Regions from separate parts of the Homo sapiens genome. Here region 1 is linked to region 2. A link is an interaction called in ENCODE POLR2A ChIA-PET data of the cell type or tissue named here. Cell type or tissue: MCF 10A. All regions are shown on one strand. Each heading gives the region's core, and the rest is flanking DNA. Links, peaks and the distances in the headings are about the cores only.

Region 1 (2,771 bases), core at 1-2,500, 130 kb after region 2:
TTTCAGCACATCATCCGGCGGGAGGTGACGGATGAGGACACACGGCACCTGTCCCGCAAGTTCAAGGACTGGGCCTATGGGCCAGTGTATTCCTCGCTTTATGACCTCTCCTCCCTGGACACGTGTGGGGAAGAGGCCTCCGTGCTGGAGATCCTGGTGTACAACAGCAAGATTGAGGTGGGCTCCAGGAGGGGGCATGGGGTGTGAGGAAGGAGGGGCAGGGCTGGGAGTAGGGACAGGGCCCTGGGGCTGGGCTGGGGGAGACAGCCCCAGCCTCTAGGACCCAACGTGGTGGGTCTGTTGGCTGAATGCAAGAGAAGGTGCCAACTAAGTGCCCAGAACAGTGTCTGCCATGTGAGGAAATGAGCAAGACTTGTGGGAAGATGGACTTTTGGGGCAGGTAGGACTGGGTTGGGATCCTGGCTCTGTAACTTACATGCTGTGTGTCTCAGGACAAGTGGCTCCACCTCTCTGGGTCTCAGCTTCTTCATTTGTAACCTGGGGATAAGGATCATGGATATCCCATGGGGTTCTTGGGAGGACCAAAGAGGTTAATTTTAGAATGGCTTGGCACAGAGTAAACATTATGTCAGCTTTTACTACTCATGGTTGTTATATGAACTTTTGAAAGCTCTTTTTTTTCGGTCAGGCATGGTGGCTTATGCCTGTAATTCTAGCATTTTGGGGAGCCAAGGTGGGCGGATTGCTTGAAGCCAGGAGTTTGAGACTAGCCTGGGCAATATGGCGAAACCCCGTCTCTACCAAAAAAAAATAATAAAAATGAAAATTAGCTAGGCATGGTGGTGCGAGCCTGTAGTCCCAGCTACTTGGGAGGCGAGGTGGGAGGATCACCTGAGCCTGGGGAGGTCGAGGCTTCAGTGAGCCGAGATCATGCCACTGCACTCCAGCCTGGGTGACAGAGTGAGATCCTGTCTCAAAATAAACAAACAAACAAACAAACAAAAAACCAAGCTTTTTTTTCCCTACTTAGCAGTATTTTGTGAACGTCGTTCTGTACTTTTAAATATTCTTTGGTAATATTGTCGCTGCATGTAAACATACCATATTCAAATGAACTGTTCTCTTATTGCTGGTCGCTTGGGTTTGTTTCTGCCTTTATCAGGAATAACACTATAAGAGCATCTCTGTGGCTGCTTTATTGCACAAATCATGATTATAGAGAAACTCAAGTTAATAAAGGGCTAGGAAGCTATAAAAATGGAGCAGAAAATGCTGGGGACTGGGTGCAGGTGGTCTTCCTTCTAGCCCTGCCCTGTGGCTTACTGGTCTGTGAGCTTGGCTTCCTTGCAAGACCTCATTTCCCTCATTTTTTGAATTAGTGACCATCTTGATTTAAATTAGTGGTGGCAGGAGGTTTAGCATCTCAGGTGCAAACTGATTGATTAGTAGTGTCTACCCAGGGAACTGTATGAATACAATTGTGCAGGGCTCAATTATTGATGTCTGCCCTGGGTTCAGAATTGGAGAATTGTGGTGAGTCAATCATTTATCATCTTTGGGCAAAATTTCTCAATCTTTCTCTCTGAATCAGAATTTCTGAGAGCGGAGGCCAGGATTTATACTTGCAGCAAGTTACATAAATTATTTTGCGGCCAGCAGCTTGGTACTATCCACAGATTGGAGTTTGGGAACCATGAGAATAAATGTCTTTTTTTCTTTTTTGAGATGGAGTCTCACTCTTGTTGCCCAGGCTGGAGTGCAGTAGTGCGATCTAGGCTCACTGCAATCTCCGCCTCCCAGGTTCAAGTGATTCTCCTGCCTCAGCCTTAGGAGTAGCTGGGATTACAGGTGTGCACCACCACGCCCGGCTAATTGTTGTGTTTTTAGTGGAGACAGGGTTTCACCACATTGGCCAGGCTGATCTTGAACTGCTGACCTTAGGTGATCCGCCTGTCTTGGCCTCCCAAAGTGCTAGGATTACAGGCATGAGCCACTGCGGCCGGCCTGAAAATAAATGTCTTTTAAGGGACTTTCCAGTTCCGAGTTCTGTGATGCTAGAATAGGGTGGAAAGGTACATTGAGGCAGAATTGGGCAGCTGAATCCATTCATGAATCCGTGAATGCAGCTGAGGAATGGATGGAAAGAGAAAGCGCTGTCCGGGTGGAGGGTGGGGGAAGGCACACCCGAGGCAGCCTGCCTGGACCCCCCACCCATCTCAGGAAGGCAGCCCCCGACCACCCTGCCTCTCTTAGAACCGCCACGAGATGCTGGCTGTGGAGCCCATCAATGAACTGCTGCGGGACAAGTGGCGCAAGTTCGGGGCCGTCTCCTTCTACATCAACGTGGTCTCCTACCTGTGTGCCATGGTCATCTTCACTCTCACCGCCTACTACCAGCCGCTGGAGGGCACAGTGAGTGCCCGGGGACCGGGCAGGGGCTGGGGCAGGCACTGGGCTGAGCCATGCAGGACTGGGGCACAACCTCATCCTTCTGGGTCCCCTGTAGGGGGACCCGGAGAAGGTTTAGGAACAGGTTGGGGAGGCGCCCTCCAGCATCCACGGGTGGCCCTGAGCTGGGAGGAGGAAGACTCAGGAGGAAGAGAGTGAAGGAGGAGGCTCCATGGGATGCCGATGTTTCGGGCCTGGGGGAACATCTGGATTGGGGGCCAGATGTTGGAGGGGCTGGGTGACGACCTGTGTGCCCTTGCTGCTCCCCAGCCGCCGTACCCTTACCGCACCACGGTGGACTACCTGCGGCTGGCTGGCGAGGTCATTACGCTCTTCACTGGGGTCCTGTTCTTCTTCACCAA
Region 2 (2,800 bases), core at 2-2,501:
TGGTCTTATTTTATTTTCAGAGAAAGGCCACCTGTGCAGGTTCCTAGGGGGAGCTGGTATAGATTTGCATGGGGGTTCATCAGGGCTGCCCATGGTCACCAGTGATTGTCCTCTGGTTAGGTGACTTGGGACTCTACTCCCAAATGGAAGAAGGGTGGGGTAGGGCCTGAGCACCACGGGTACTTTTCCAAGTGAGAAGTCAGAAAGATGCCACGTCCTCGCTGTGATCCTGCTTGTTCAGGGGGACGTCTGTGCAGGCTTAGGACCAGTGTCTCACACAGCTCACACCCAGAGCAACCTCCTCAGGCAAGGAGGCTCAAAAGAGCCAGCAGCAGACCTCCTGGAACCCTGGCAGGCTCACCATGCCGGGCCCCCACAGTCTGGTTCAGCAGCTCTGGGGTGGGGCCCAGGAGTAGGCACTTCTAACAGGTTCCAGGGACCACACTCTGCGAAGCTCTGCTGTAGACCGTTTCCAGGCCTTTCCCACCACACAGCTCCTTGGCTTCTGCTTTTAAACATGTTTTAGTGTAGGAGAGTCATGTGAAGTCATCATTATAATTTTAGCTGACATTTCCTCTGTGCCAGGCACTGTGCTGAGTTCTTTTTTTTTTTCTTTTTTGAGACAGGCTGGACCGTAGCAGCGTGATCTCAGCTCACCACAACCTCTACCTCCCGGGTTCAAGCAATTCTCCTGCCTCAGTCTCCCGAGTAGCTGGAACTACAGGTGCGTGCCACCATGCCCAGCTAATTTTTTTGTATTTTTTTTAGTAGAGACGGGGTTTCACTATGTTGGCCAGGCTGGTCTCCAACTCCTGACTTCATGATCTGTCTGCCTCGGCCTCCCAAAGTGCTAGGATTACAGGCGTGAGCCACCACGCCTGGCCTGTGCTGAGTTCTTGACACATGTTCATTCATTTCATCCTCACTACAGCCAGATGAAGTGAGTGGTTTCTTCCCATTTTTCAGATAAGGATGTTTACAGCCCAGGAGGCCGAGCCTCACATCCAAGGAGAGAGTGTGTCAGTTGCTGTCATGCTCCTTACTCCTCTTCACCACCAGGGTGCGCTTCCCAGCCTCCGGCGGAGTCACAATGTTACAGGATCTCTGGGGTGTCGATTTTTCTGGCTGGAAATATCTGGCCAGTGCCTTTGCCTGAGTTCTTGTTGTCCTGCATCCTGGAAGAATGAGGTACGCAGACAAGTGGAGGGTGAAGACTTTTTTTTTCTTTTTTTTTTTTTTTTTTTAGACAGAGTCTTGCTCTGTTGCCCAGGCTGGAGTGCAGCGGTGCAATCTCGGCTCACTGCAACCTCCACCTCCTGGGTTCAAGCGATTCTCCTGCCTCAGCCTCCTGAGTAGCTGGGATTACAGGCACGTGCCACCATGCCCAGCTAATTTTTGTGTTTTTAGTAGAGACGGGGTTTCACCATGTTGGTCAGGCTGGTCTCGATCTCCTGACCTCGTGATCTACCCACCTCAGCCTCCCAAAGTGCTGGGATTACAGGCGTGAGCCACCATGCCTGGCCAAAGATTTTTATTTAGTGTTAGAACAGCTCCTCTCTGTAGGCAGGTCGTCCCGTCAAGTGTTCAGCTGTCAGCAGAGAGGAGGCCCTGGAGAGGGTGGCTCCTCTCCACAGGCAAGTCATTCGGACGTCTCTGCAGGTCTCTGAAGCTCTCAGTAGAGAGGGTAGCTCCTCTCTGCCAGCAGGTTGTCTCTGCAGCTCTCAGGGGAAAGGGTACTACTCCTCTCTGCAGTAGTAGAGGAGTCGTCCCATCATCTGCAGCTGTCATCAGAGAGAGCACTCCTCTCTGCAGCTGGTTGTCCCGTCATCATCTCTCCGCCCTCTCCATCCTCTGGTCTGCTCTGGCTGAGCCCAGGGCTTTTATGGACCACAGGGGGAGGAAGTGCCTGCCGACTGGTCCATGGGTGGCCATGGGCAGGCCCGTAAGAGGTACCACAAGTCCCCACTCAGGTCTGCAGGACTGGCAGCCTGGCCCCCAGCCTTCAGGCCCCCCCTGGCCTGTAGGTGAGGCCTTACTGGGGACCCTGCCCACTCCCACCCAGGACTGTCTGCCTCCTGCTGCCATTCATGGCCCCAGGGCTTGGCCCCAACCCTGCTCTGAGATGGGAGAGGGTGCTGGGAGCTGAGAGAGGCCAGGCAGTGGGAACAGACACCCCTGAGCCTGCAGAGACTGGGGGGTCCTTTCTGGGGCACCCGAGGATGCAGGCTGCAGAGACACCCAGGTCCTGCACCTGGGAGGGCAGCCACAGCTGCACCCGGGAGCTCCCGCCCCACCAACTGAGAAGAGGAAGGGTTCCCGATTGTCCCCAGCTCCTGCCTGCTTCATGGAGCGGGAGGCTCAGGTCTGCAGTCATAGGTCCAGTGGCTGCAGCTGTACCCAGGAGGGCAGATCCTGCCTCTTCCTGGATCCCCCAAGAACCCAAGAGCACAAGGAGGCTCAAATCCACAACTGCAGTTTGGGCGGCAGTAGCCCCACCCTCCTGGAGCGGGAGGCCTGGGTCTGCAGCTGCAGTTTTGGTGGCTGCAGAGGCACTGAGAGCTCCCATCCCAACCCAGAAGGGGTAAGGCTCCTAGTGGCTCCATGGAGTGTGCAGCCCCAGCTGTGCTTCCCTGCTGCAGCTGGCATAATGGCAGCAGCCACTACCATCAACAATGGAGTCGGGGCCGGGCGCGGTGGCTCATGCCTGTAATCCTAGCACTTTGGGAGGCCCAGGCGGGTGGATTACCTGAGGTCAGAAGTTTGAGACCGGCCTGGCCAACATGGTGAAACCCTGTCTCTA

What was found. Peaks named below come from ENCODE experiments on the same cell type or tissue, not always from the same donor. Only the 100,000 strongest peaks of a DNase experiment are listed, where the experiment ranks them.
Region 1: POLR2A ChIA-PET joins it to region 2 with 5 read pairs; 1 of 35 experiments calls an interaction of 5 or more read pairs at or near these places.

What each region holds. Positions count from the first base shown.
Region 1 is chr12:109,793,931-109,796,701 of GRCh38, reverse strand. TRPV4 (transient receptor potential cation channel subfamily V member 4) reads left to right here. Exons shown (of 16, transcript NM_021625.5): 7 at 1-177; 8 at 2,215-2,373; 9 at 2,680-2,771. Among named protein-coding and RNA genes, the nearest start is that of FAM222A-AS1, 22 kb to the right of the region's middle. In MCF 10A, for the core only: no CTCF peak of the experiment used is centred there; a DNase peak (open chromatin) is centred at 1,491.
Region 2 is chr12:109,926,014-109,928,813 of GRCh38, reverse strand. No RefSeq gene overlaps it. Among named protein-coding and RNA genes, the nearest start is that of TCHP, 27 kb to the right of the region's middle. RefSeq lists an enhancer at 1,883-2,800. In MCF 10A, for the core only: a CTCF peak has its summit at 1,045 (motif pointing right); a DNase peak (open chromatin) is centred at 1,063.